2 separate regions of the Homo sapiens genome follow, and region 2 is linked to region 1. The links are chromatin contacts, found by Hi-C or POLR2A ChIA-PET in ENCODE. All regions are on one chromosome and are shown on one strand. The core of a region is the stretch at or near the end of the contact, and the rest is flanking DNA. Distances in the headings are between cores, read along the strand shown. Region 1 overlaps LOC107985365 (a long non-coding RNA gene). Region 2 has its middle 45 kb from the start of LINC02971.

Region 1 (6,606 bases), core at 1,260-3,759:
ATTATCCCTAATTTACCCGGTCTTGGTGGTAAAGACAGCCCACCTTTGCTGCTACCTTGCTGCAGTGCCCGTGCAGGAGCCTACAGGCTCCTAGGTGGTTTCCAAAGCTGACTCTACATCAAAATTCCACAAAAAGTCGAGACAACTGCAGATTTCCAGGGTCCACGCCCAAAGATTTTAATTCAGTAAACCTTGAGAGGGTGAGGGTGAGGGCTCGGAGATGGAATTATTGCAAGCATCCCAAGGGATTATGAAGGAATCTGCCCGTGGACAAGCCCCCAGGAACACTGGCTGACACGAGCACATATGTGGCCATTCCTGTTCTGTGCGTTTGGCTGAGAAGGCGTGTAGGTCACAGTATTCTTTCCTGCTAAGCCTCGACTTGGCCTCAGAATCCGTCTCAGTGCAGGCAGTGACTAGCAATCATTTGCAGGTGGCTTCAAGACAAAACCAATTTGTCATCCTCAGCCTAGAGCCTCCAGAAAGGGTACTGAAGAAGCTGAGTTTTATCACAGTCCACCAATTCAACAAAGAAAATGACAGAGTATCTCTGCACCTCTGGCTTCTTTCTACTGTGCAATGGGGGGAGAAGATCATGAAACTTTTCACCTTCCTGGAGAGGGTAGATTCTTATCTCTAAATTACTCTGTTAGTGAAGGGAATGCTGGCTATTATAACATTTTATAACATGTTATAACTGTCATTGAAACTGTTCTGTGGTTAGTTTTTTTTTTTTTTAAGCAATCAAATGATCAGGTTCTACCCCATGAATTGGATTAGCTTGCACATGTTGGACCTATTAGTTAGGATGGCTCTCAACACCAAATCAGTCACATTTAATCAGCAGCAGGGAATGGGAAAGGGGTCCTGTTCCAACCAGCCCCTCATGTTCCAGGCAGATGAAGGCTCTGTCGTCCTTGATGTATGTTTTCTAGATCCCCCAGGTGTTGACCTCCAGGAGACAGATGGTAGTGAAAGACAGTGGAGAATTGCCCAGGAAGCTCTTTTTTTTTTTTTTTTAAATGGAGTTTCACTCTTGTTACCCAGGCTGGAGTGCAGTGGCGAGATGTCGGCTCACTGCAATCTCTGCCTCCCAGATTCAAGCGATTTTCCTGCCACAGCCTCCCAAGTAGCTGGGATTACATGCATGCGCCACCATACCTGGCTAATTTTGTATTTTTAGTAGAGACAGGGTGTCACCATGTTGACCAGGCTGGTCTTGAACTCCTGACCTCAGGTCATCCACCCACCTCAGCCTCCCGAAGTGCTGGGATTACAGGTGTGAGCCACCATGACCGGCCCAGGAAGTTTTACAGATCGCTGGTAGAGGGAAAATTGGCCGGAACCCAGTCACATGGCTATGCTCAACTGCAAATAGCCTGGGAAATAGAGCCCAGCTTGCCCAGGAGGAAAGGGAAGCGGGTTTGATGAGTAGCTAGCCAGAGTTCCCTTGGAGCTAGGGGGGTCTGTGGCCATGCCCTAGAAGGAGTGATTGAGTCCCGCAGAATCCACAGTGGGTAGTTCTTGTGTCAGTGACATGTAATCTTGTCACTCTTGAGTTGTTCCCATATTAGACAATTAAAATACATTCAATGGGACGGTTTTCAAATTTTGAATAGTAAGCACACATACACTCACACACACACACACACAAAATCTAAGAACAATAAATACTTTAAAATTCTTCGGTGGGCGGATCACGAGGTCAGGAGATCGAGACCATCCTGGCTAACACAGTGAAAGCCCGTCTCTACTAAAAATACAAAAAAATTAGCTGGGCTTGGTGGCGGGTGCCTGTAGTCCCAGCTACCCAAGAGGCTGAGGCAGGAGAATGGCATGAACCCGAGAGGCGGAGCTTGCAGTGAGCCGAGATCGCGCCACTGCACTCCAGCCTGGGTGACAGAGCAAGACTCCATCTCAAAAAAAAAAAAAAAAAAAAAATTCTTCTTCCTCATTTGAACACTCTATAGTAATATTTTTGGAGTTCTGGAATTCTCTCCATTATTTAACAATCTCTTATAACTTTTATGGAGCTCTTTACAGTTAAGATCTTAGAATGCCTGTCCAGCTCACCTCATGGTTTTGTTTTTTTTAGCTGTTTGTCTTCCAAACTGTTTTCTTCAACTCTAAGGGAAGCCTGTCAGAATCTGTCCTGGTCTTCTCCGTATTCTGAAATGAAGACTGGAGGGATAAATAGAAGTTTCTGGCTTCTTTGGAAAAATGTTAATCTGGTTCTTTAATTTTGGAAGCAGGTGTCCGTGGTAAGGAAAGTGTGTGCTCTGAGGCCACCTCTGGTATGTGTGTGTGTGTTTGGGGCTGGAGGGTGTGGGGTGTCACCTGGCCAGAGCATTGAACCTCTTATTGTCTCCATTTACACAATGAGGATAATAACAGCAACCTCACAGATGGTAGTGAGGTGTAGGGGAAGCAGTGCCTGATGTATGGTAGGCATCAAAACTGGTAAGTGTTGTTATTCCTATTGTTAATGCCAGAGTCAAGGGGCTCAGACATGGCTCGGGATGTGTGGGTAGAATTTATACGTAGGGATAAGAATCTGTACATATAAATGCAGAACAAAGGTGTGGTCGGGGGTGCTCTCCCGCTGGCCCGCTCCCTGAAGGGCTTCTATTGGGGGTGTCTCCGAGAGTCCTCCCTTGTAACAAACCCTGTATGCCCTCCAGCCCTCGCTGCACAGTGACTCAGTTTCCTCTGTGATAAAAGGGGATTCGACTACAGTTCTAAACTTGCCTGTAAAACACATTGAGAGCTTTGAAATAAAGGTGGTATTTAGTGTGAGTTCAAAGCGTTATGTAATTATTTTATTGCCCCTTTTATTCCTGAGTTTTTTTTCTGTTTGCTCTGCTTACAAACCCAAGCTACAGCCATAAAACCACTTTTATGCCAGCGCCTTTCACACACATTGTGTACCAACCGCACATCGCCATCAAGGTGCAAAGTGCTCAGGAGGATGAGCATGGAGAAGCAGAACAGGAGCGCCAGCAATTTCCGCCTAATTGAGGCCATTACTGTGCACTGTCACTGAAACTGGGTCATGGTTGATGGTTTTTTTTTTTTTAGCTATCCAAATGACCAGCTTCTGTCTCGTGAATTGGATTAGCTTGCTCATGGGGGACCTGTTAGTAAGGATGGCCCCCAACATCAAATCAATTCTGTTTCTCAAGCCATCATTCTTTCTTGCAGGTTCAGAGCCTATGTCCTGCCACCATTCTTTCCAGAGTCCCATTACCTGAAACCATAGGATTTTTTTTTTGTTTTTGTTTTTGTTTTTGAGATGGAGTCTGTCTCTGTAGCCCAGGCTGGAGTGCAGTGGCATGATCTAGGCTCACTGCAACCTCTGCCCCCCAAGTTCAAGCAATTCTCTTGCCTCAGCCTCCCGAGTAGCTGGGACTACAGGTGCAAGCCACCACACTCAGCTAATTTTTGTATTTTTAGTAGAGACAGGGTTTCACCATGTTGACCAGGCTGGTCTCGAACTCTTGACCTCGACCTCCCAAAGTGCTGGGATTACGGGTGTGAGCCACCGTGCCTGGCCTTGAAACCATATGATTAAAGAAGCTTTGAGTTGGAAAAGACCCTAGGGGTCTGCTGATGTCACCGCCCACCCAGGTGGAAGTCCCTTTTACAGCATCCCACGTGGACAGTGGCACAGCCTTTGCAGCAAACACAGGGTCCACCCTCACTATGTGGAGAGGCCTCCCATCCTATCATTGGGTGGATGTGGTTGCAAAATGCTTTTCCTTACGCCAACAGAAACGTGACTAAACTCAGGTGAGTCCCAGAGAGCAGGAAAGGCTTCGAAAGCTCTGTCAGTGTCGGGCCTCTTTAAACCCCTGAGCGGGAAAGGAAGAAATTCAGGATCCGAGGGGGCATTTCCATTCTGGTTCTTTCTGAACTTGGTTTTACAAACCCTGGTAAGTGGCAGCCCATTTAAACGAGGCACTGCTTGGGGTGAATTTAACAGGATTGAGTCTTCAAGGGCAGCATCTTTGTTGCTGTTCTGATCTGTGCCTTTCACTTTTAGTTAAAATAAAGAACTGCAAGCCAACATATTATGGAAGAACAAGGGAAGCCTCTCTGGCATCTGCCTAACCCACCAGGAGCTTAAAGGGAATGATCCAGTCCTCAAATTTATGGCCTAAATCATTTATTCAGTTGCATTCAACACATTCCTACTGTGTGAACAGTCCTTCAGGATAAGAGAATTCAGATCGTTACGCTTGAGAAACTTACAAACTCCTTAGGGAGGTGGGAAACTTTAGCTGGACAAGATCACTGTACACCTCGCCCCTATGGAAATCTCACCTTCAGACATTGGAGAAGTGCAGTGGCCATTTGGAGCATCTATTCTTCCTCCCTCCATTGGTCTTTGGGTCACGCACACCCCAGAGAACAGCTTCCTTCTGTCAGTCAGCGATCTCACCCCATGGACCTAGAGAGCAAGGAGAATGTGAGTGGGTGCGGGGCTGCAAGGCAAGCAACCTGACTCTGAAGACAGGTCCAGCCAGGGAAAGCTGGTTCTGCGGCCAGACAGTGACAACCAGACGCTGGGGTTGGCGGTTAGATGCTTTGCAGGAAGCCCATGAAAAAAGCTCTGCAAAATTGTATGGAATAAATGAACACGTGAGGGAGTAAATGAACCTGGAATCTACTCTATGTCTGCCCATGGTCCCAAAGTATTACCCAACTCCATCCTCATTCTTCTGTGCCATATGCTTTAGTCCAGATGGCTCAGGGAAGGAGATTTCTAAAACCAAACAATTCTAGACACCTCTTGCATCTGAGTGCATCCTCACACTCCTTTCCTAAGAGACTTTATAGAGCAGAGGATTCTAGAAGCAAGGTCTTGTGGGATTCTCCCTCTTTTAATCTCTCAACAAAGATAGGCAGAGGAATTTATTATTATCCACTTAAGTTGATTGGTGTCCAAGAAAATCCAGCAGTGAGTGCACTAATGTTTAGGTAGAGCCTTTTAATGTGAGCTCAAAGCACTTGGGAAAAATTTTATATTCATAGTGTTCAAGTGAAGCAAGTAGATGTCAAGAATTATTATCCCATTTAATAGGTGGAAAATCGGAGGCCCTCATTCATAGAGTGAGTCAAGAATACAGCTTGGGAGAGATGCCAAGTCTTTCTCTGCCTGCACAAGTAGGTGAGATACCACGCGAATGTCTCTGTAACATGGGTTTTGGCATATTTGCCTTCTCTGAAGTCAGCTTTCCCTGGTCAGGGTTCCTGCAGGAGCCAGATAGTGGGGGATGGGTGCAAAGCCATCTATACCTTTGCCGTGTCAGTCCCTGGGAGGGGAGGATGGTGGGCTTCTCTCCAGGGGGCCTCTGCAGCTGTGTTCCTGCACTGTCTAGAGTCTCTTGGCAATTCATATTTCTTGTACACTCTTCATTCTTGCCCTCTTCCTCTTGGGACACAGGGACATACCTCACCTTCCCCAGTGAGTCCCACATCCAGCTTCTTCTTTTCTGCTGCATCTCCTGGGAATTCTCAGGGTCTTCAGCCTCAGGGTGTCCATTCCTGAGCTGACCACTCGCCTTCCTCATTGCCTTCTTTGGTCATACACATGGCTATGCCTATGGCTATGCTCAGAGTCACACAGAACTGTCTCACTTCAAAAATATTGGGCCCAGAGGTCTCCCTGTCTGACTACAAACTCTTCCACCACTTGCCAAGAACTCTGTCTGACTTTATCCATCCTCTACTCCACTGTAGGCCCATGGCCCACCCATTTCAATACTGTTTCCTTGAGCCTATGAAACCCCTCCTGCATCTCCTAGTCTTCACTGAACATTATGTCAATTCCCAGCCTCAGCTCTAAATGCTCATGGTTTCCAAAAACATATTTACAACCCACCATAGGTCCTGAGCACCAAAGCCTGATGTCCAGTTGCCCAGTGGACAGACATCTCCACTGGGACATCTCATACGCACTAAAAACCTCAATGTACTGAAACCTGAATTTATATTTCTCTCCCCAAATGTGCTCCATTTCCATCTTCCCTTTCTCAACATCCATCCAGTGGAAATGTTGCTCAAACCCAAGTCCAGAGCCACCCTTGGCACGCTCATCTTCCTGAGCCCCCCACTTCCATCGGCCACCCAGGTGCTTGTCAGTTTTCCCACTTTCTCCCTCTCCACAGCCCTTTTCCTAGTTCAGACCTTCTGTCTCCCTTGTTGGGATCATGTCAACCTCTTCCTCACTCGCCTCTGGCTCTGGGCTTGTGCCTTCAACCGACTCTTCAAACCGTAGCAAGAGGGATGCCTCAAATCACAGATCAGATCCCTCTCTCCTTAAAGCCCTGCAGCAGCGTCCTGTGGCCCTCAGGATAGAATTCAAACACTTCCAGGATCTGGACATCTCCTGCCCCTCCACAGCCCTGCCTCGCCCTGCATTCCAGCCCCACCAAACCACAGTCAGTCCCTTCCATGGTTTTGGATCTCTTGTCTGGGAACTTTGCACCTGCTGTTCTCTCTGCTTAAACTCTCGCTTTCACCCATGCGACCTGGTTCACTCCTCACTCTCCTGCATGTCTCAGCTTGGAAGTCACCTCTTCCAGAAAGCCTTCCCTGACCCTC
Region 2 (7,072 bases), core at 2,671-5,170, 88 kb before region 1:
AATTTATAAATGAGCATTTTGCTTTCTCTCCCTCTAGGTATAGATATTATTCCTGTTTTTTGCTGAATAGTTTGAGATTAAGATGTAGACATTATGGCTCTTCACCCTTAAATACTTTAGCAACTCCTAGGAATAAGGACTTTCTCTTACATAACCACAATATGTTTACCACACCCAATATTGTTGTCTAACATAAAGGCCAGATTCACATTTCACCAAAGGTCCCAATGTTATTCACTATATTTATATGTCCTGTAATCTGGAACAACACTATAGGCTTTCTTGAAATGTCACCGCATTGATGTTTGGATCAGTTAGACTCTGACAGAGAAAAGCAGAATGCTTATGAAGCTAAAGGAATGAGAGATTGATTAGAGGGATGCAGGCTTGCCCCATCATGGGAGAAGCTGGGAAGTCAAATCTGGGAGGACACTGTGTGGGGATCAGAGGCAAGTGTTTGCTTGGGACCACCCAGGGGAGCAGGTGAAGACACCTGTGGAGGGCTGTTGCCTTTGATCCAGGTGTTTGGCCTGAGGTCTCTACTGTAGGTCAGCAGGGTGAGTTGTGGGGAGGAGAGAAGAGGGAAAGTGGAGCCTATGAGGACACAGTGGCCATCTCTGTCCTCACCACATTGGTGCCCCCCACTACAGAGCTGCACCCACACCCGATCCAGCACTTGGACTGACCCAGGTGCAGGTGCACCTGAAGCTGAAGACGAGGATGCATGGAAGCCAGAGGTGATGCCAGGCCAGCTGTGGCTGATGGCATGGTGACCCAGCGGAGAGTGGCGATGCATAAGCCTTAGCGAGCCCCTCCTGTGAGCCCCTCCACCTCTGCCTCCCAGCTCTTGTACATATTTCTCCCTTAGCCGGTCCTAGCCATTTGTCCTCCAGTGAGAATGAGTCTGATAAATGCAGGATGAGTGGACATCTTTGTAAGTTCCCTTCAAGTCTCAGCTCACACGTCAAAGGACACGCTCCCTGGCCAGGCAGAGCCCCAGCCATGCACCCACCGTACCTCACGCTGCCCTGATCATGCATCCTTCATCTTATTGCAGCTCCTGGTTCTCTGTGGAATTGTGAGCCTTCCCCGGGAGGTCAGGGCCCAGTCTGTCCTGTTTACAGCTGTATCTCCAGGATCTAGTCCAGTGCCTGGTGCAGAGTCCTCACTCATAAAATAAGTGAGAAATGAAAGGATGGACCGCTGGCTCTGCTTTTCTGAACACCATCTTAAGGCTGCTTGGGCGATGACTGGTGCTTTTTGGTTCTCATGTTGAGGAATGGCTTTGTAGGCAGGATCTAGTGGATTAGACCTGCCCAAATCTAACCATCTTCAGTGGCGACTTTGTTTTGGGACAGAATTGTTGGAAGGAGGCAAGGTGAGGGTGGTGGTGGGACCCTCAATTCCATAGGCCGATCACTACTCGGGGACAGTCTGGCCTGGAAACCCCTAAAGGAGGCAAAGTGGGGGAGGTGGGGGGTGTCCTCAATTCCAAGGTACAAAAGGGCCAATCAATGTAAGTATGGCTTAAACAAGATGGGAGTTTATTTCTCCCACATAAACCAAGTCCAGAGGGAAGTGATCCACCAAGTCCTCAGGGGCCCAGATTCCCTAGATCCTCAGCTCTGTCCTTGTTAAAGTACCTGTCTACAAAGCCATTCCTCATCCTCGTGGTCGGAGATGGCGGCACCCACATTTCAGGCAGCAGGAAGGAAGAGGGGACAAAGAAGAAACGCCAAGTGCAGCCACAGGGCACTTCAGCTTACTTGCTGCTCCCTAGCCCTTACTACATGGCCACATCTGGTGGCAAAGGAGGCTGAGAAGGTGGTGTTTATTCTGGAAGGCCGTATGCCCAGGTAGAAATGCTGCTGCCATGGAGGAACAACAGAACGGCTTTGGCGGGCCACCTGCAAGCAGTGCCCCGCTGTGTTTTGGAGAAGGCCCTGCGGCTTCCTTCTCACTCCCTCTTTCATATGCAGAATGGGCAGGAGGAGATCGGAGGCCCCCCGGTCCTGTGTTCTCACACCAAGGAGGTGAGGATGATCAGCTTCAGCTTTTCCTAGAAACGGGGCAAGTTGGTAGCCACGTGTTGCCATCGGATTATTTGTACTGAAAGGCACGAGCTTGTCCATAATGCAAATATGAACGAGGAGGGAGTGGTTGGCATTTAAATACATTGGAAAAAAACTAAATGCAACAAAAACACAACTACCCAAAACCCAAGGGAAGTTTATTATGATTCAAAGGCCATGGTGAGAAGAGAGAGAAGCCTGTGTTTATATGGCCACGGGTTTATCATGGCCGATATGTGGCCATTTTTGCTGCATTGCAATTGAAGAGTGCATTTACTCTACGGTGGGAATCTTAAATCTCCTTTCCAAAGCATGGGTCTCCAGGGAGAGTGTCAAAGGCAGAGAACTGCTCCCAGAGGGCAGATTCGAAGCTACTTGTAGCCGAGTTTATTTTGTTTGATTAAGAAATGCCCAGCCGAACATTTCCTCCTGTTCTCATGCTTTTGGACTCGAGTTCGTAGAGAGTGAGTTTGCCTCTGGAGAGCACATCCAGGGAGATATGAACAAAGGATCCTCCCTGCCGCTTGTCCCTTTGCTGCCCTCTGTGGGGGGGTGATGGCTTTGGGGCCCAGGTGAATCACCCTAAATTCCAAGTGGTCAGCGAGGGGTTGGGTGAGGTGAGGTGTGGGAGAAGCGAATGTCGTTTGGTAAAGGAGGTGCAATGTGCCGTTGCCTCAGCCAAATTCCACTTGAAAAATGAAATGCTGCTGTTTACTCAAATCCTGGGGGCCTGGGCTATTTTTATTCCGGCCATTGCCACTGTTGCCTGGGAGCTGGCATGCACAAGTGTGTTGGGCATTGTGCTGGGCATTGGCAGGGTTGGGGCTTGTCTTAGTCCATTTTCTGTTGCTTATATCAGAATACCTGAATTTGGGTAATACATTCCTTTTTTTTAAAAAAAGGAATTTGTTTCTTATAGTTATGGAGGCTTGGAAGTCCCAGGTGGAGGGGCCGCATCTGGTGAGGGCCTTCTTGCTGCTGGGAACTCTCTGCAGAGGATGACGTGTGCAGGGCATCACATGGTAAGGGGCTGAACGTACTAGCTCAGGTCTCTCTTCCTGTTCTTAAAAAGCTACCAGTTTTACTCCCATGATAACCCAATAACCCACTAATCTATTAATCCATGAATAGATCAATTCATTCATGAGGGCAGAGCTTTCATGACCCAATCACCACTTAAAGGCCCCACCTCTCAACACTGCCACACTGGGCTTACATTCCAATATGAGTTTTGCAGGGGACAAACACTCAAACCATAGAAGGGCTTATTTTATTTTATTTTTTTTAGCTGTATCTCCTTCCCTCTGAGCCCTTATGCTCTTTGGCAGGTCAGAGAGGCAAACACAGGAATGTGATACAAGTCCTTCAACGAAGGGAATAAAATAAAATCATTAGCAACCACCATTAATTTTGTGCATACTATGCTCTAGGTCCTGAAGACACAGGTCTCAGTTCACCCTCTGACAACAACCACAAAAGGCAGAAATTGTTTTCTCACTTTGGAGATGAGGAGAACGAGGTGGTGGATAGAATGTGCCTTCTGGTCTGTGTATGATGGGATTGGGGGGTTGGGGTGGGACAGTCAAGAGGAGGAGCAGCCTAGTCCATTAACACTGTCAGTGGCATTTGTGCAGGAAAGGGAAGACGCTCCCCGTCAAAGGTGGGGGCTTTGAGGGCTGTGATGGGTGGAGGGCAGAGCGACATCCCAAACAGTGTCTCCTCCGCCTTCCACACACAAGGCAGCCCGGGGCAGCCCTCCGCCTTCCACACACAAGCCAGCCCGGGGCAGCCTCTCTACCCTTAGAAGCAGCCACAGTGCTTGACAAAGGCCCTCTAGCTGGCCCAGCCCCTGGTTTCCTGTGGTATTGTTTATGCCAAGACAATATTAGCACTTTAGCTTTGGGTTAGAATAAAGAATTCACCTTAGAGTGTGAGGTCTCCTTTCCTGAACGTTTCCCTTTGAGTTCACACCACCAGTTTAACCCTTCATCATTTAGATCTGTTACTTTTTTCATGTCTACTGGTTTCTTATGCTCTGGAGAGGAGGAGGCACACAGTCCCCAAATCCTGTGCCTGGTATAGCACCAACAGCAGAGAGCAACAAATTCTTATAGACCGATTGATAGATTTAATAATAAAAAAAGTTACTTCCTTACCTTGTGGTGTCATCTACAAAGCAGCATCTTTGTTTTTTTCTTTTTTTCAGTTTTAAGTTCCAAGATACATGTGCAGTAAGTGCAGGTTTGTTATATAGGTAAACATGTGCCATGGTGGTTTGCTGTACCCATCAACTCGTCACCTAGGTATTAAGCTCAGCATGCATTAGCTATCCTTTCTAATACTTTCCCTCCACCCCACTCTACCCCCAAACAGGCCCCAGTGTGTGCCGTTTCCCTCCCCATGTCCATGTGATCCCATTGTTCAGCTCTCACTCATAAGTGAGAACATGTGGTGTTTGGTTTTTCTGTCCCTGCGGTAGTTTGCTGAGGATAATGGCTTCCAGCTTCATCCATGTCCCTGCAAAGGATATGATCTCATTCTTTTTTATGGCTGCACAATATTCCACGGTGTATATGTACCACATTTTCTTTATCCAGTCTATTATCGATGGGCATTTGGGTTGATTCTGTGTCTTTGCTACTGTGAATAATGCTGCAGTGAACATACATGTGCATGCATCTTTGTAACAGAATTATTTCTATTCCCCTGGGTATATACCCAGCAATGGGGTTACTGGGTCAAATGGTATTTCTGGTTCTAGCTCTTAAAGCAGCATCTTTATTTCAATAATGATTTTTTTTCTCCTGTAGCTAAAAAATACATGAAACAGTACATCTTTTGCTTTTGCTGAGCTATTCATAGCCCCATGTATTTCCTACTACACCGGCCTGTGTATCTCCCATCCTAGGAAATAGATTCATGTAAGCTGTGGTTGCACTGAGCCACCACCACACAGACTCTACCCTGTTGCATCCACAGGTACAAACCAGTGAATACTCATTCATCAAATAATTATTTTTACATCTCCATGCATGAAATAGCTGGCAAGTTCTGTCCCAAGAAGCCTTTGTTTCAGGACTTTCCCACATTTTCTTCCAGATGTTTTCTTGTTTCAGTGAATCAAAATATTTCTAATGTGGCTACTATGTCCTACAAGCAATATCGAACATGTATAAATCATGGTCCCTGCCCTTAAGGAACTTACAATCCAGTTGCAACTTATAATCTGGTTGTGAGGCCAAAAATAATCAAGAGCACACAAAATAACCGAGAATCATAAAGACAATACAATATCAAGACCTCCGTTGCAAACTGCAGGTTGGAATCCACTGGTGGGTGGGTTGTAAAATCAGTTTAATGGGTCACAGTCAGCATTAAAAAAATAGCTAGAATAGTAGAGGTCAGAGTATATCCAATGTAGTAAGAATAAGGACTCTTTTGTGAAAATTTCGTTCTGTCTTATGTGTAAAGATAATCTGTTTCTGCCCAAGTGTGGTGGCTCACACCTATAATCCCAACATTTTGGGAGGCTGAGGCAGGAGGATTGCTTGAGGCCAGGAGTTCAAGACCAGCCTGGGCTACATAGCAAGACCCCATCTCTACAAAAAATTAAAAAATTAGCTGGGCATGGTGATGCCTGCCTGCAGTCCTCGCTATTCGAGAGGCTGAGGTGAAAGGATCGCCTGAGCCCAGGGGTTTGAGGCTGCAGTGAACTATGATTGCACAACTGTACTCCAGCTTGGGTGACAGCGTGAGACCCTGTCTCCTAAAAACAAAAACAAAAACAAAACCAGGATAATCTATTTCTTACTGTGGCTCATGGTGAAATGTTTGAAAACTTCTGATAGCAGGGCCTAGCTTGTGGAGGAATGCCATATGAAGGATTCTTACCTTGTGTTTGGGCCATGGACTCTTGAGAGACATTTGAAAGCTACTGGGAGTCTCTCCATTTCTGGCACACATATGCCCGGCATTGTGCACATGATCTTGGTAGATCTTGATGGACTTTGCAGCCTATTCACAGTCCTGGTTAAATCCCTCTGATCTGAACCAGGGAGAAAGAGGAGGCTGGAGGAGATAAAGGACTGATATCTCCCAGGGTCTTGGATTTCTGATGAGGAGCAAATGCCATCCATCTCCCATAGGAGATCAGTGAAGGCTTCCAAGGAAGGGAAGCTCACTATAAAATTCATATTTTAGAAAGATTGTCCTGGAAGCACTTAGAGGCCAGAAGTCCAACTTAGAGGCTATTGTCACAGGTATGTGAGTCATGGTGGAGCCCAGGTAGATAGGAGGGCACAACTGTGAGAAGTTTTTAGAATTAAAAAAATCACTGGACTTGGTATTTGTTTGGATATGGGGAGAAGTGAGGGAGGAGGAGTTTGGGGTAGCCCTTGGGTTTCTAGCTTTGAGTGGACAGTGGTGTTAATTGCTGAGTCTGGAATAAACCTATAAGGAGGTTTGTGGAAGAAAAGGAGGTTAGTTTTGTAGTTAAGGGATTGCATGGGTATATATCCAGTAGCCCAGTGTATCCTCCTAGCATTCTTTCTGCAAATAGAAGACTCTGTGACACTAGAGAGCAACTGTCAAGTTAGGGTGGGGTGGGGGGCCGAGAGGGCTGGAAGAGGAGGGGGCTTTGTACTTCGTTTGCCTTTGTGTTCTTTGGCCAACAGTTTGGTGATGGCCACAGGAGTCCCTGAAAGGCTCTGAGAGCTCTGTTCGCAATAGAAATGGGAGGCGAGGTGCATTGGGGTGAACTGGAACAGAGAGCGAATGATTCTTGAGATGAAGCTGGAGCCTCTGGAGGCAAGGGGCCTGCACACACAGACTGGCTTTGGAAATATAGGAGAAGGCGGCCTCGGAGGGTGCTGGGAGGAGACACGTAACAGCCACAGTGGAGAAGGCCCAGCAGGCAGCGGCGAGTGGCAGGGGACTGTGTGTGCACATCCAGCCCCACTTGGGTCTGCATTCGGTGGGTTTAACAGCCCCCCTCCATAAGC

What was found. A loop is a pair of places that touch in the nucleus more often than their neighbours do. ChIA-PET counts read pairs that join two places held with the same protein, here RNA polymerase II (POLR2A). Pooled maps may share reads with other maps.
Region 2: a loop to region 1 is called in a map of sigmoid colon, with 2.2 times the contacts of the local background. The contact joins two enhancer-like sites. A Hi-C loop is called at or near these places in 2 of 168 maps with a recorded cell type or tissue (mammary epithelial cell and sigmoid colon) and 3 of 50 pooled maps. POLR2A ChIA-PET finds 5 or more read pairs at or near these places in 3 of 52 experiments (BJ, Caco-2 and activated naive CD4-positive, alpha-beta T cell).

The regions. Positions count from the first base shown.
Region 1 is chr1:234,819,759-234,826,364 of GRCh38, reverse strand. The region is part of intron 2 of LOC107985365 (a long non-coding RNA gene); the gene reads left to right. Among named protein-coding and RNA genes, the nearest start is that of LINC02961, 63 kb to the right of the region's middle. Within about 2 kb of position 2,509, at least 2 of the 41 ENCODE cell types and tissues checked have a DNase peak (open chromatin) inside an H3K27ac peak, as active enhancers do.
Region 2 is chr1:234,908,764-234,915,835 of GRCh38, reverse strand. No RefSeq gene overlaps it. Among named protein-coding and RNA genes, the nearest start is that of LINC02971, 45 kb to the left of the region's middle. RefSeq lists enhancers at 1,372-2,116, 2,117-2,862. Within about 2 kb of position 3,920, at least 13 of the 41 ENCODE cell types and tissues checked have a DNase peak (open chromatin) inside an H3K27ac peak, as active enhancers do.